Regions from separate parts of the Homo sapiens genome. Here region 2 is linked to region 1. The links are chromatin loops, found by intact Hi-C in ENCODE. Cell type or tissue: endothelial cell of umbilical vein. All regions are shown on one strand. Region 1 has its middle 6.0 kb from the start of CTTNBP2NL. Region 2 has its middle 46 kb from the start of LINC01357.

Region 1 (8,000 bases):
AATCAGCTCCTCCCTTGTTTTTCTTTTCTTTTTTTTTTTTTTTTTTATCGAGATGGAGTCTCGCTCTGTCTCCCAGACTGGAGTGCAATGGCGCAATCTCTCACTACAACCTCCGCCTTCTGGGTTCAAGCGATTCTCCTGCCTCAGCTTTCCGAGTAGCTGGGATTATAGGCGCCTGTCACTGTGCCCAGCTAATTTTTATATTTTTAGTAGAGATGGGGTTTTGCCATGTTGGCCAGGCTGGTCTCAAACTCCTGACCTCAGGTGATCCACCTGCTGGCCTCCCAAAGTGGCTGGGATGACAGGCGTAAACCACCATGCCCGGCAGGTCCTCCTTTCTTTCCCTCATTCCCTTTGTAGCTGTTAACCCACCACCACCCATTCTTTTCCCTGGCTGACTGGGTGGGAGCAGTGCTCTGTGACCTACTTCCTTTAGAGCAATGGGCAACTCCCCTGATTTCCTGGCTTCCCTTCTGCGTATTCCTAAATGAGTGTAGAAGGACTCAGCAAAAATGAGAACATCCCTGCCTTGTAGGATTCAGAGTCTTGAGGGTGTTCAGATTGCTTTCCTTTTAATTTTTCACCCCTAGAAGTAGGGAACAGGCAGGGCTTGTGAACCTCGTGTATCTTTCAGATTGTAGCAGTGAGAGAGTTATGGAGGTTTGTGATTCTTCAATACATAAACCTTGTAAATAAATTTAGAGTCTGGTGCATAGGTGTACGCAGAGGTAAAAAATGGTTCATAACAATATCTTAGATTTGTATAACAAAATATAACATTTTAATGTCTATCATTTTATCAACTGGACAGTAAAATATTTATTAAATGCCTATTGTGTCAGGCAACAACTTAAAGTGCTTAAAAATTATAGATTGTGTCAATTTTTTTCCAAATAAGTAAATTTCCATAAATGTTTATTGCTGGTTTGGGGAGGCAGCAATGGAGTAAAAGAGGTCTAGGCTAGAGGTTAAAAAATCTGGAGTCTAGTTCTTATTCTGTCATCAACTATAGTAGTTTCTATCTGGGCAGCTTAAAACAACAGAAATGTGTTCTGTCTCAGTTCTTGAGGCTAGAAGTACAAAATCAGGGTGTTGGACGAGTGCAGTGGCTCACTCCTGTAATCCTAGCACTTTGGGAGGCTGAGGTGGGTGGATCACCTGAGGTCAGGAGTTCTAGACCAGCCTGGCCAACATGGTGAAACCCCGTCTCTACTAACAATACAAAAATTAGCTGGGCATGGTGGCGGGTGCCTGTAATCCCAGCTACTTGGAAGACTGAGGCAGGAGAATCGCTTGAACCCAGGAGATGGAGGTTGCAGTGAGCCGAGATCGCGCCACTGCACTCCACCCTGGGCAACAAAGAGCGAAACTCTGTCTCAAAAAAACAAACAAACAAAAAAAAATCAGGGTGTTGACAAGGTTGGCTCCTTCTGGGGGCTCTGAGAGATGCTCCATCCCATGCCTCTCTCCCCTGGCTTCTGGTGGTTCCCAGTGATCATTGGCGTGTAACTACATCATCCCAATACCTGCCTCCGTCTTCACATGGCCTTCTCTCTATGTCTCAGCGTCTCTGTATGTCCTCTCCTCTTCTTATAAAGGCCCCACTCATGTTGTACTTAGAGCCTACTCTATTCCACCATGACCTCATCTGAACTCATGACATCTGCAAAGACCCTATTTCTAAATAAATTCACAGTCTGAGATGGGTGCACATGAATTTTGGGGGGACATCATTCGACCCGATACACAAACCTACTTGGCAAAGTAACCTTCTCACTTAACTCCATTTAAGTTCATTGATAAAAGGCATGAAAGTAGTGGAATAATTCCTAAAGATCATTTCAGCCTATGATTTAATATAATGATATATGCTAGATACATTAATCAAGCTATCAAATTATGTGCTAAGCATTATGCAATTTTTTATATGACATCTCATTTCACCCTTAAAAGAATTCCACGAGATAGATATTAACAGTCCCCTTTTGCAGGTGAGGAAATTGAGGCACAAAGAGGTCCAAAGTCATGGAATTCATAAGTGATGAACACAGAATATTTACTTAGATCTGATTCCAAAGTGCACTCTCAAAATTACTATGCTCTATCATCTCTCCATCATGCTAAGTGGGTTAGGAAGATGGGGAATGCAACAAATATTTTCAATTTTGATTTATAGAATATTTGGAGCTGAGTAGCAATTTCCTGGAATTATGTGTAAAGTTTGGACTTATTTTATTTATTTATTTATTTATTTATTTATTGAGACAGGGTCTCACTCTGTTGCCCAGACTGGAGTGCAGCGGCCCAATCTCTGCTCACCGCAACCTCTGCCTCCCAGGCTCAAGCTATTCTCCGGTCTCAGCCTCCCAAGTAGCTGGGATTACAGGCGCGCACCACTACTGCCGGCTAATTTTTTATATTTTCAGTAGAGGCAGGGTTTCACTATGTTGGCCAGGCTGGTCTCGAAATCCTGACCTCAAATGACCCACTTGCCTCGGCCTCCCAAAGTGTTGGGATTACAGGAGCCACCGCGCCCGGCCTGGACTGATTTTAAAACAAGGGAAAGCAAGAGAAGCGGGAATAGTGGGTGGCAATGAAGGCTTAGTAGCTAGGAGGAGAGCTATGGGCACTTACCTGAACTTGTTTCCTCATTTGTTAAATGAGATAATAGCTCCTGTCTACAAGACCAGGTGGTTGTCAGTATCCAAGCGATCTGATGTACATGGAAGTATTAGCTACCTGGGAGATCTTGCTCAATCCTCTTCTCTGAGTCCTAGGCTCCAACTAAACATCTGGGACTCCATAAGGCTCCTTCTAGCTGTGGCCCACTGGACTGGGACTTATTAAGATGCTGAGTGCTGAGTGAGCTAGATGTAGAAGTTGAAATGAATGGGAAAAGTGATGAAAAGAAATGCTTTCTTTCTTCTGGCTTGTCTTCACTATCTCCTTTTCCTCACGCTTCCCGACCCCACCCCTTCTCCCCGGGGTTGATGAGGAGGTCAAAGTCTGAAAGCCAGAGAGGGCTCTCCAAGCCCCGGACCAGGCTGAAGCCGAAGGCAAGGTGTGCCCTCCACTGCCCCCTGCATTTCTGCATTTTCTCCCATCATTTGTTCCCACAAAGGATTTGCTGGGCAGTCCTTAAACGTTCTCTTCTTGCTTGGATCTGCCCTATCTGGGGAGACTCGGGCACCAGGAAACGAGATTTCTGGGTGTGGCCCTAAAGTGTTCCCGAGCTTATTGTGCCCCCTAGTGTCGAATAGTGAATCCTGCAGCCGTCGGCTTCCTTTCTGACCGTCCCTCTGATGCCTCCCGCCCAACACAGTTTTTCCTTTTAAGGGTGTGGGCTGACAGCACAGCAGGTGGGGACTCCAAGGACTGGCAGCTCAAAAATCCACCTCAGGGACAGACAGATTCTTTGGTGTTTGGCAAAATGTAGGGGCCAGCTTGGCCATGATGGAAGCTTTAAACTCTTTTTTTTTTTTTTTTTTTTTTGAGACGGAATCTCGCTCTGTTGCTGGAGTGCAATGGCGCCGGTCTCGGCTCACTGTAACCTCTGCTTCAAGCGATTCTCGGGTTCAAGCGATTCTCCTGCCTCAGCCTCCTGAGTAGCTGGGATTACAGGCGCCTGCCACCACTCCCGGCTAATTTATTTTTGTATTTTTAGTAGAGACAAGGTTTCACCATGTTGGCCAGGCTAGTCTCGAACTCCTGACCTGAAGTGATCTGCCCACCTCGTCCTCCCAAAGCGTTGGGATTACAGGCGTGAGCCACCGCGCCCAGCCGGAAGCTTTAAACTCTTATCCTAGATTGCATTAGGGGAAGTCCAGAAGTGAGAGGGATAGAAATCTAACATTGGGTGCCTACCAGGTACATATGTGACATAAACAATCCTTGTAACCTTTGCATATATAATTATTGCTACAATCCTGAGAGGTAATTTTTATTACTTCTAGTTTTTCAGAAGAGAAAGCAAGTTCAGAGAGGTTAAGTGTCTTCCCCAAGGTCACATAATAACAATAACAATATGATAGCAACATTAGCCAATTAATTAGTGCCTACTCCACACCAGGCATATGATTTCTTTTAATCCCCACAGCAACACTTTAAAGTGGTGATCATAATCTTCATTTTAGTGATGAGGTAACTGAGATTTTAGTGTAAGAAAGGAATAACTGAGAAGCTGCCTGAGGTCACACAGCGAGGTCCTCCCGTTTCCAGTCCCACACTGTTTCTATTCCGCCATGGCCTCATGGAGGTGGTGGGTGGTAGAGGTGGGACTCGGGCCCAGGCCTGTGTGACTCAATGTTCTTTCCATTACTGCTGCTGCTCGGCAGTTCTTCCTGAGGACCAGGAAACCATTGTCATGTGGTCTTTTGGAGTTCTCAACCTGAGATGATGGCAATGAAAACACCAAGGCAGAAGTCCAAAGGATCCTGGGGACAATTTGCTCAGGGAAGCACATGACCAGAGCAGCACTATGGGAACTGCACAACAATATTGCTGTCAGGGGCCCCGGGGAGGGCCTTCAGAGGAGCTGAGTCCTGTCTCCCTCCAGTAATTCTGTGTGGAACTCACATGTTCCCCTGAAGCTGATGGGCCAGGACGGGAAATGCAAAGCTCAAAGAGACCTAAAAGGAAAGGTAGATGGAAAATTCCTGGAAGTAGATGAGAGAGAAAATTCCAGATAGAAAATTACCAGAAATAAGCAGGGCACGGTGGAGTGTGCTTGTAGTCCCAGCTACCTGAGAGGCTGGGACAGGAGGATTGTTTGAGTCCAGGAGTCCAAGACCAGTCTGGGTAACATAGTGAGACTCCTTCTCAAAAAAAAAAATTACTGGAAATATATAAGCTATACCACAGAGTTCCCAAATCATTCAACAAAGTTCCCCTCACACCCAAAATATAGATTAGTCATAGGTCCCTGGAATAATGCTTTATGTCCCTTTGGGTGAGTCACAAATTTTCTTTTTCACTTTTCTCTATTAAATTATTGATTACATTTTATTAAATTATTAAAATTATTAAATAATTATTAAATGTGTTACCATCACATATGCCAGGTGGTAAGTTGGCAAACTGGTTGACGTTATGTTTGTTATTTTGAGGTGTAAATTTCACATAAATAGTCTGGTGGGAAAAGATATCAGTTGGGAACTATTTTTTAAAAACTAATTTGTAAGTTACCTTATTTCATTAAAGAGTAACTCCTTCCCTCTCTTCCCACCCCTCCCCTTACTGCCTCTCTTCCTCTGTCCCAGGTCCCTTCCTCTCCAAAAGTCTGGAGCCAGATTCCTTTTCTGTCCTTGTTGGCTGTTAAGACAAAGCTCTGAGTAGCCTTGCCAGAAGGGCTGAAGCTGACCCAAAGGCTGGTCCTCTTTCTTTTTCCCCTCTATTTCCCCTTCTTTCCCACATATAACCTCACATTAAGCAGAAAATAATTTCTGTGCTAGGGCCAGAGACAGAGCTTCAGCTTGGCTAGGCTGCCTTACAGTTTCAATTTGATGAAAGCCAATTACACATTTCCTCTGGTCTGTTATTTCAGCTGAAGCACCACACAGTTGGCTGAATGGGTCCTTGTTGCACACAAAAGGGAGAAATATTTGTAGGGAAACTAATGACCCGGTTATGGCTGCACCGTCATTTCTAGGCAATTTCCTGGTAAATGGCCCTTTGGAACAGTCTGGTGCTGGATGCTTCTGTGCCCTCATTTCCTGCTTCATGCTCCTGCTGGGCTCCTGCAGGACCAGTCTGCCCTGAACAAAGTGACCAGGTGACCCGCTTTCTTGGGAGGAGTTTATACATTTCCCATCCCCTTTTCTTTCTTCCACTTGCCTTTTTCTTGTCCTCCTTTTATTCCTAAAAATAATCATTGAATGCCTGTTAACATTGCAGTGATAACTAACACAGGCTTTGGACCTCAGGGCACTCAGTCTTGAAAGGAGGTAGACTTGCGTAACTCATGGACCCAGGTACTCCTGCTTTCTGCAGCCATGCTTTCCAAATAAAATAACTCAAATCCCTATCTTACATCATCATCGGGACTCCAGATGTAAGGGACAGAAATCGTTATCCAAAATGGCAAAAGGATTTTTATTGGCGCATACAATAGGAAAGTCCAGGAATAGTCTGACCTCAGATGAGGCTTGATCAGTTTTCTCAAAAATGTTACCAGGACCACCAGGTTTCGTTTCTTTTCTTTTTTCCTTCCTTCCTTCCTTCCTTCCTTCCTTCCTTCCTTCCTTCCTTCCTTCCTCCCTCCCTCCCTTCCTTCCTTTCTTTCTCTTTCTTTCTCTCCCTTCCTTCCTTTCTCTCTCTCTTTCTTTTTCTTCTTTCCTTCTTCTTTCTTTCCTTCTTCTCCTTCCTTCCCTCCCTTCCTTCCTTCCTTCCTTCCTTCCTTCCTTCCTTCCTCTCTCTCTGTCTTTCTTTCTGGTCTTGCTCTGTCACTCAGGCTGGAGTGACAGAGCAAGTGGTGTGATCATAGCTCACTGCAGCCTCCAACTCCTGGGCTCAAGCAATCCTCCTGCCTCAGCCTCCCAGGTAGTGAGCCACCAGGCCTGGCTGATTTTTGAATTTTTTGTAGTTTTACTATGTTGCCCAGTTGGTCTCGAACTCCTGGCCTGAAGTGCTTCTTCCACCTCCACTTCCCAAAGTGCTGGGATTACAGGGGCAAGCCACTGTACCCAGCCAGGACCAGGTTTCTATCCCTGTGTCTCTCAACTTTGCTTCCTCTGTGTTGGTTCTGTTTTAGACAGGCATTCTTCCTCAGCTGGCAATAAGCACAGTAGCTCAGGCTTCATATCTTGTCGTATTCAATAGGAAAGAGCACCTGCTCTTTTCCAGAAGTGGGAGAAAGATCCCACTATCTCCTTGGCTCTGCTTGGACTGTGTGTTCATCCCTGAACCAGTCATCGTGGCCAGGGATAGGCTGCTTTTATTGGCTAGATCTAGGTCATGTGCCTGCAGACATGGATGAAGAGTAGGAAAAAGTTATAGCCTCAAATGTTATCTGTCTGTCTGTCTATCTATCTATCTATCTATCTATCTATCTATCTATCTATCTATCTATCATCTATCCATCCATCCATCTATTATCTATCTATCTATCTATCTATCTATCTATCTATCTATCTATCTATCTCTATTACCAGAAAAAGTGGGGATGGATGTTTGGGAAGAAAATAGTATGTACTATGTACTTGAGAGTTTGTTTCACATTTGCTCTCATTCACAGGTCAGCTCAAGCTGGCATCTGTCCAGCTCTGGCTAAGCCTGGGGCTTTTATTGGCCTCAGAGGGGAGGAAGTGCATGTCAGTTGGTCCATGGGCAGCCCGGAAAAGGCACCACAAGTCCCCACTAGGGTCAGAGGGACTGGTAGCCTGGCCTCCAGCCTTTGGGCCCTCCCTGGCCTAAAGGTGAGGCCTCACCAGGGACCTGCCCCCTTCCACCCAGGAGCCTATCTGCCTCCTATTGCCATCCATGGTGACCAGGCTGCTCCCACCAAGGGGCACCTGCAGGCCAGCTCCAACCTGCCCTCTGCCCCACCTCAGCTCCCCCCACCCCATTGCCCCCCGCAATCTGCCTCAACCCTGCTCTGAGATCAGAGTGGGCACCAGGAGTGGGGAAAGGCCAGGCAGTAGGAGCAGACACCCTCGAGCCTGTGGAGGCAGCAGGAGCTTTCCTGGGCCCCTGAGGGTGCAGAGTACAGAGACACCCAGGTCCTGTGTCTGGGAGGGCGGGGCTGTCACCCAATCCCTGGAGCATGCATGCAGCTCCGGTGGCATCTCCTTGCAGTCTGGGGTGGGGGACTCCAGGTCCTCACTGGACCCCTCTCTGCCCACCCCTGCATGCCCAACCACCCTCCTCCTCTGCCAGTGGGTGGCTCGGCTGGCCTCACTGTGGCGGCCCCCAAACAGTGGGCTCTGGGCATGCTCCCACTTGTCCCTGGCTCCTGCTGACTCCCTTGGAGCACAGCACTGCCCTAGGCCCAGCTATCCCTCCTC
Region 2 (8,000 bases), 410 kb before region 1:
GGAAGAGGTAATTGCCATTTAAATTTGTGTTTATCGTTCCCTTGCTTTTTAAAAATTTTGCCACATCGGTACATATGTCGAAACAACATTTGTTGTTAGTTTTGCATTTGGATCTTTATAGAATTGATTGGCTCCATGAGTCAGGGGTCTGAGCCCCACTTGCTCAGGGCACCCTCATTCACTCTCCAAGCTTCTATAAAATGCTTCCCTCTTATTCCCCAACTCTGGTAGCTGCTTCTTGCCTTTCTTCTTTCTGGGTGACCTCAGCATTCTTTATTTATCCATTCTCTTGTCTCTCAATCCTTTTCTCCCCAAGGCTAGCCATAGAATCCCTCTTCCCCACCAAGTCATTGAAACCAGCACCTTTTCCCCAAAGCCAGCCATAAAACCAAAAATCATTAATCTAACTTTGCCTCTGCCTTTCTGTGTAAAAACTGGTCATAAAGAAATTACCTGACCTGCCTTGTTTGACTATGGGTTATAAGACCCCCATTCCAGAGAGGGTCCTGCCCCACATTCAGAAGGAAGGAATGCAGGAATGCGTGCTCTGAGAGGCCAAGAAGAATCTAGACAGACCGGCCCTGCTGGGATTCCCCACTCAGTCTGTTAGCGTTAGATCGTACTCTTTTTGTCCAATCATACTTTTTTTTTTTTTTTTTCCTGAGACAGAGTTTCACTCATTGCCCAGGCTGGAGTGCAATAGTGCAGTCTCGGCTCACTGCAACCTCCGCCTCCTGGGTTCAAGCAAGTCTCCTGTCTCAGCCTCCTGAGTAGCTGGGATTACAGGCATGTACCACCACACCCGGCTAATGTTGTATTTTCAGTAGAGATGGGGTTTCTCCATGTTGGTCAGGCTGGTCTCGAACTCCTGACCTCAGGTGATCCGCCTGCCTTGGCCTCCCAAAGTGCTGGGCTTACAGGAATGAGCTACCATGCCTGGCTTTTTTTTTTTTTTTTTTTTTTTTGAGATGGAGTTTAGCTCTTGTTTCCCAGGCTGGAGTGCAATGGCGCAATCTCGGCTCACTGCCACCTCCGCCTCCCGGGTTCAAGGGATTCTCCTGCCTCAGCCTCTGGAGTAGCTGGGATTGCAGGCATGTGCCACCATGCCCAGCTAATTTTGTATTTTTAGTAGAGACGGGGTTTCTCCATGTTGGTCAGGCCCAGTCTTGAACTCCCGACCTCAGGTGATCCACCAACCTGGCCTCCCAAAGTGCTGGGATTACAGGTGTGAGCCACCGTGCCCAGCCTGTCCAGTCACATTTCTACATAGCTGTCCATACTTTGTTGAACCTCAGCATAAAAATGGACAATTTCCTCTGTATCTTTTGGGTCTTTATTCTGAAGTCTGCCATGTACACATTAAATCTGTTTGTCTACTTTTTCTCTCACTAATCTGCCTCTTGTCAGTGATTTTCAGCAAAACTTCAAAGGACGAAGGGGAAATGTTCCCTTGTCCCTGCAATTTGTACAAACACTGTTAATCCGTATCCTCTCCCTGAGGCTTGTGTGGCCAGGAGGTGAACCCAGGGGCCTGGGAGAGGAAGGCACAGAGGCTGGCAGTGGGAGGGCCCTCACACCCATGATGCCAGTGCAGTTCAGCCACAGGTGCTTTTGTTCCCCAGGGAAGTATTCAGCTGGCCCCTCCTGAGGAAGGCTCACTTAGACAGGAACACTTTTGCACCCGGCTGCTTCTGTTGGTCCAGGGAAGACCCTGTATGCCCTCCTCATGGTAAGGATTTCATGTTGTAAGGACTTTGTCAGCACCCTGCTGCACACAACAGATGTTGGCAGAGCTTCTTTCCTTTCTCTGCCCCCACTTTCACCAAGCCAGTTCTTTTGGAAGGTGGAAATAAATGAAAGAAACAAACTCCCAGGCAAGTCGCAGTGCTCTGATCGCCGTCCTTATGAACAGAGCATTAATTAGTTGCTCACTCGCAGAAAGGAAAAGTTAATTACCTACCATGGAAACTTTAAAAAGAAAAAAAGGAAACATGAGTTTAAATTTTAATTAGGGCCCTTGCATGGTGGGAATAGAAAGGAGCTGGTTCTAATTGTGGGCATTTAAGGCAAGAGCCTTTTGTCCCTTTGTGCACCTCCTGTGCTCACCACCTCCCCACCAGACCTCCAGCCTGAACCTCCTCTCAGAATAGGCAGAGAAAATGAATGTGGAGGGGCCAGAGCACCCCCACTAGGACTCTGGTCATTGCCCCTTAGGGAGCTGTTCAAGGGCAGGGATTGAGAAACACAGGACAGGGTTCACTGCCCCAAATGACCTTCCTTACTGCTCACTGCTGCTTAAAATGTCAGCACCGGAAGAGTGGCAGATGCTGCTGTGTGCGGACCCCCTCCAGAAATGCAGGACACATTCCCCACCCTCAGGGAGCACAGCCAGCCCCTTCCAGGACTGCCCTAGATCACACCACCTGCCCAGGCCAGCCTGCACCCAATGACAGATCAATATATACTATGAACACCCAGCCTGCTCTCCCCAGTTTGAGACAACTCTGAAGGTCATTCCAGCTCCCAAGCTCCCTGCAGGGTCAGCTGGGACTGTTGTTCAGACTGCAGTGCAGCTCAACTTCTCCCTCTGTCCAATCTCACTGCTGTTGCCCCTCTCTTCCACAAGGGATCATCCCAAGAGAACTCCCTAACAAATGTCCTGAACACTTATCTCCGTCTCAGAGTTTGCTTCTTGAGGATCCTAGCTTGTGGCACAGATTTACAGTGAACAGTGTTAAAGTGCTATGGGAGGGATATGCATTGAGCAGTTTACATTTTATACAATCGTCAAGTTAAGGGACTATCAGAAGGCATGTAATCCAGTCCAATAGAGCACTCCCAGCTTAGCATTTGACCCAGCTAAGGCTGCCTTGATCTGAGCACTGACAGTGACAAGGACTCATCCTCTCACAGAACAGCCCTTTTGGTGCCTACACAGCTCCAACTGCTAGAAGGCTCTTCTCACACCGGTCGGCTTCTGCCAGGCAGAGCCACAGAGCAAGGGTCTATGTGTCTGCCAGGCCCATGCCAGGCTGTGAGGAAGACAGGATGCTGTAGACCCTGTCTCTGCCCCCTGGACAGATGAGGTCCAGAGTGAGGAAGTGAACAGGGGCCTGGCTCCCAGCACCCTCAACAGTCCTGGGGACATGCATTTGTTCCGCATTCAGAGTTCCGTACTGCCCCCTGTATGATGGGGCCATCAAGCATACAGTAGGACAATACCCAGTGACCTGGACACCGCCTCTGTAAGTAGCCTGGTCACATGCAGGGTCATTTCCAGGTGCTTTTGATAAGTTTGGTATCCACCGGGGGCTCCTTCAAAGGCATCTCCAGCCTGACCCTGGGCTCCCCTTATAGCAGCCTAGGCCTCAAGTTGGAGACCAATTAAGCTGAGGTTGTGTCAACCCCTTAGCTGCTTGCTTGCTAAGGAATTAGCAGTGCCCAGGGACTCCCTGTATGACATCGCTTTGACCAAGCCAACTCGCGGGCCCTGTTGTTGCTCTGGCCTAGCCGCAGCTAGATGGCACTGTCCCATCACGCCAGGCACCTGCCCTGCCTGGCCAGCCAGGCTCACTAAGCACCCAACCTTGTGACTACAGGAATGCAGAGGGGCCACACAAGGTTTCTGGACCCCAGCCCCAGATTTTTACTAAGGTAACTGTCACAGTCCATTGGAGACACTGCCCACCCTTCCTCCAGGGCTCAGAGAATTATTTGTTCATTCAACAAATATTTACTGAGCTCCTACTACTTGTTACGACTACTGGACTCCAGAGCAGGTACAGGAGATAAGGCCATGAGCACTGAAGACACTTTCCTGCCCTGCCTGGAGATAACAGACCAACTAGGGAGTCAGAAACACATGTAAATTCACATACCTGGGAAGTATTTCAAAGGACAGGATAGGATGCAGGGTGGGGGAGAGGGGGTGTTGGACAGGCCATCCTGTTCTGCTCTGAGAGGCTAGGGGATGTGGGGGGTTCTGAGAGAGTGGCCTCTGCACTAAAGTTTGAAGGAGAGTCCAAGTTCACCAGACAGAGGAGGTGTCCTGGGAAGGGCTTCTGCACCCAGAAGGGTGCAGATTTAAACTTTGTCAGCCAGACGTGGTGGCTCATGCCTGTAATCCTAGCACTTTGGGAGGCTGAGGTAGGCGGATCACTTGATGTCAGGAGTTTGAGACCATCCTGGCCGATATGATGAAACTCCACCTGTACTAAAAATACAAAAATTAGCTGGGCATGGTGGCACGTGCCTGTAGTCCCAGCTACTCGGGAGGCTGAGGCAGGAGAATTGCTTGAACCCAGGAGCAGAGGTTGCAGTGAGCTGACATTGCGCCACTGCCCTCCAGCTTGGGGGACAAGAGCGAAACTCTGTCTCAAAAAAAAAAAAATTGTCAGAAGAGATTCGAGTCAGATTCATGGAAGAACATATAGGCTGAGGGTGGTGAGAGTGAAAGGGGATGGGGGTGTCTGCCAACTCCATAGGGTCACTTCCAGCTCTGAGGATGGGAAAGGAAGGGCAAGCCCAGGTGGGCACCAGCCACATTAGACATGCTCTGTGACACCAGCTGAGGTTGGCCATTGCCATTTAGAGAGAGAGAGCACTAGCGAACTGCAGGCAGGAAACCCAGATTGTGAGGGGCCAGAAGGGCTGGGAGACGCCCAGAAGATCCAGACGAGTGGGCACCAGGAGGGGGAAGGAGTGCTCCCTTCTGGGGGCTCCATGGAGCCAGGTTGTAGCTTTCTCCAAGCAGGGCCCACAGGACAGGCAGGGAGTGGAGAGGAGGGCAGGACTGTGGGCTGGTTCAGGCTATAGGACCCACAGACAGACAAATGAGTACAAATGAGACACAAAGAAGCAGGCAGGGGCAGGGCACCGTGGCTCACACCTGTAATCCCAGCACTTTGGGAGGCCAAAGCGGGCGGATCACCTGAGGTCAGGAGTTAGAGATGAGCCTGGCCAACATGGTGAAACCCCATCTCTACTAAAAATACAAAAAATTAGCCAGGCTCAGTGGTGAGCACCTATAATCCCAGCTACTTGGGAGGCTGAGGCATGAGAATTGCTTGAACCCGGAGGCAGAGGTTGCAGTGAGCTGAGATGGTGCCACTGCACTCCAGCCTGGGTGACAAAGCAAGACTCTGTTTCAAAAAAAAAAGAAGCCAGCAGGACTTCCTTAGTCTCAGGTGGACTCTCCTGAGCCCCACACAGCAGAACGCTTCATCCGCTTGTCGTGGCACCCAAAGACTTTTCCTCCCCTGACACCTCCATCCCTACCCCATAAGAGCCCCCCCCCGCCCCTCCCTGGGCTGTTCCTCTGGGGCATCTACAACAACCAGAGCCTTCCAGGTAGTCCACACAAAAGTCTCTCCAGGTCTTATGTGGGCCGGAGCTAGGGGCGAGGGCAGGAAAGCCTCAGCCCCAGGGAAGAGGCCGCCATCTGTCAACCCTGGATGAGATGTGCACCAGCCTGAAAGCAGAGGAAGGGACAAAATGACCTCGGGAGCCTTCCAGCCCCAGAGCTGCCATTGGCTTGCTGGATGAAGGACATTAAATATTTGGCAAGTGCTCAGCAAGAATAGATGGGAGAACCCATAGCCAGGACCTCAAACCAGGGACTAGGAGAGGGCAGGGCCCTCTGCCTCACCCTGGCTGGGCCTGTTCCCTCATTAGGACCCAGGCACTGTCAATTACCACCAGGCATGGTGAAGAGGAAAACCAATCTATAGGGAGATGTGCCCTCTCCAAAACGTTATGGCAGGGACAGTAAGGAAATGTTGTTTCCCAAGCCAAGGTTCAGGCCTATTTGAAGGTTTAATGTGGTAAAAGGTCTGGGGTGGGCTGGGAAGAGGAGGGCTAAATAATTCAGAAAGCAAATGGAGAAGTGGCTGTTGATGATGCTGACCGAGGCTTGTGTAACTGGCTGGGCTCAGCAGCATCCTCAGGCTCCTGGGAGAAAGGGCACAAGTGGGGATTTGGGGAGACAGAGGCAGGAGTGAGCACACAGCCGGCCGGTAGAATAGCTTGACAGGTTTTGCTTCTCAAGGCACTTTCACAAGCCCCCTCCTCCCCAGGGCCCTATGAGGCAAGCAGGGCAGGTAAGGAGACTCTGGAGGCTGACCCCCCAGGCCTGCAGCCCAGGACCTCATGAGCAGCACAGCCCAGACAGGAAGTCCTCCCACTGCGTGGGGTCCTTACTTTCACACCACTTTCCTCTCTTCCACCTCCTGATCCCTGGGACAGTCCTGTGAGATACGTCAAGGATCGCTGAGCCTGGAGTAGCCAAAAGACCTGGGTTTTGAGCATGGTTTTGGCACAGCTAAGGTGTGTGATCTCGAGCAAGTTCTGTTCCCTCTCTGGACCTGCATAGACTTCTCACTTCTTTTTTTTTTTTTTTTTTTTTTAGACAGAGTTTCGCTCCCATTGCCCAGGCTGGAGTGCAATGGCTCAATCTCGGCTCACCACAACCTCTGCCTCTTGGGTTCAAGTGATTCTCCTGCCTCAGCCTCCTTAGTAGCTGGGATTACAGGCGCCCGCCACCACGCCTAGCTAATTTTGTATTTTTAGTAGATACAGGGTTTCTCCATGTTGGTCAGGCTGGTCTTGAACTCCTGACCTCAGGTGATCTGCTTGCCTCAGCCTCCCAAAGTGCTGGGATTACAGGTGTGAGCCACCATGTCCGGCCCTCACCTCTTTTTTATGATAAAAATGTGAAGATTGATATCTGAGGTCTCTTCTAGCTTTCATAGTCTCTGGTTCTAAGCCCAATGAGCAGATAAGAACATCAAGGTTTAGCCCGTAGGTGGGATAAATAGGGAAAAGGCCTCTTCCAGTTGCTTTTACTCCTATCTCTTGCCTCCCTTTTCACTCAGCTCAACCCAGGAACATGAGAAGAAAGTGCCACCTTGCCCTATCTGCACCCCGGAGACCTATGGGGAGGAGAATCCTGTCTTCTGGCTCCTTCTCTTGTCTGGACCCAAAAGCAGGAAGCCCATCAGTGTTTAATGAAGCCAGGACCAACCTAATTATCAGGGGCGCTTGTGTTAATAAGCACCTTTCAATCCATGCAGGGAGCTAATACAGACAGAATAAAAAGGGAAGAAAAGTCATTAGCTTGAAATGTCTGGGCCCCTACCTGGGCTGAGCCCCATGAAGTCATTATGGGTAGTTACGGGCTCTAACCACCACACGCAGTCCCAGGCAGGTACAGATAATGATAGGGGAGCATGTGGCCCCTCTGGGGTAGATAAGTCATCAAAAAGGACAGCTTTTTGTTTTTCGTTCTCTTCCATCCTGTTTCTTTGAGGGCCCCCACCAGCCCCTCCCCTGCACAGTCTGGTTTCATCCCTTTATTTAGAAACATCTGGTTTCTAAATAAAAGGAAAGAGTCCAACTTTCCTTTTATTTAGAAACAGGAGTCATCGTACTCTGAGATTCTGTAACTGAGTATTCTGGAAGCATTAAGAGCTTTCCTGATTCTCCCCTCCACTCACTCTGAGCCAGGGGTTGCTTGACTGGGGAGAAGCAGTGAAGATGGTGGAAAGTCAGTTAGACTTTGCTGATGGACTGGATGGGGGCAGGGAAATTGGTGGCACACGTCTGTAATCCCACCTACTTGGGAGACTGAGGCAGGAGAATCACTTAAACCAGGGAGGTAGAGGCTGCAGTGAGCCGAGATCATGACATTGCACTCCAGCGTGGGCAACATGAGCAAAACTGTGTCTCAAAAAAAAGATGTTGAGGCCAGTCATGGTGGTTCACACCCGTAACCCCAGTATTTTTGGAGGCTGAGGCAGGAGGATCACTTGAGTCCCAGAGTTCAAGACCAGCCTGGGCAATATAGTGAGACACCATCTCTTCAAAAAATAAAAATATTAGCTGCATATGGTGGCACAAACCTGTGGTCCCAGCTACTCAAGAGGCTGAGGTGGGAGAATCACTTGAGTCAGGGTGGTTGAGGCTGCAGTGGCCATGACTGCACCACTGCACTCCAGCCTGGG

The links. A loop is a pair of places that touch in the nucleus more often than their neighbours do. Peaks named below come from ENCODE experiments on the same cell type or tissue, not always from the same donor. Only the 100,000 strongest peaks of a DNase experiment are listed, where the experiment ranks them.
Region 2: a loop joins it to region 1, with 14 times the contacts of the local background. A loop is called at or near these places in 24 of 110 quality-filtered maps.

The regions. Positions count from the first base shown.
Region 1 is chr1:112,386,252-112,394,251 of GRCh38, reverse strand. It overlaps a transcript of CTTNBP2NL not described here. Among named protein-coding and RNA genes, the nearest start is that of CTTNBP2NL, 6.0 kb to the left of the region's middle. RefSeq lists enhancers at 7,382-7,916, 7,917-8,000. In endothelial cell of umbilical vein, a CTCF peak has its summit at 3,250 (motif pointing left); DNase peaks (open chromatin) are centred at 461, 3,221, 4,351 and 5,601; H3K4me3 peaks cover 630 bases; H3K27ac peaks cover 6,894 bases.
Region 2 is chr1:112,799,883-112,807,882 of GRCh38, reverse strand. No RefSeq gene overlaps it. Among named protein-coding and RNA genes, the nearest start is that of LINC01357, 46 kb to the left of the region's middle. RefSeq lists a silencer at 3,450-3,599 and enhancers at 3,710-3,759, 4,236-4,736, 4,737-5,237. In endothelial cell of umbilical vein, a CTCF peak has its summit at 3,512; a DNase peak (open chromatin) is centred at 3,522.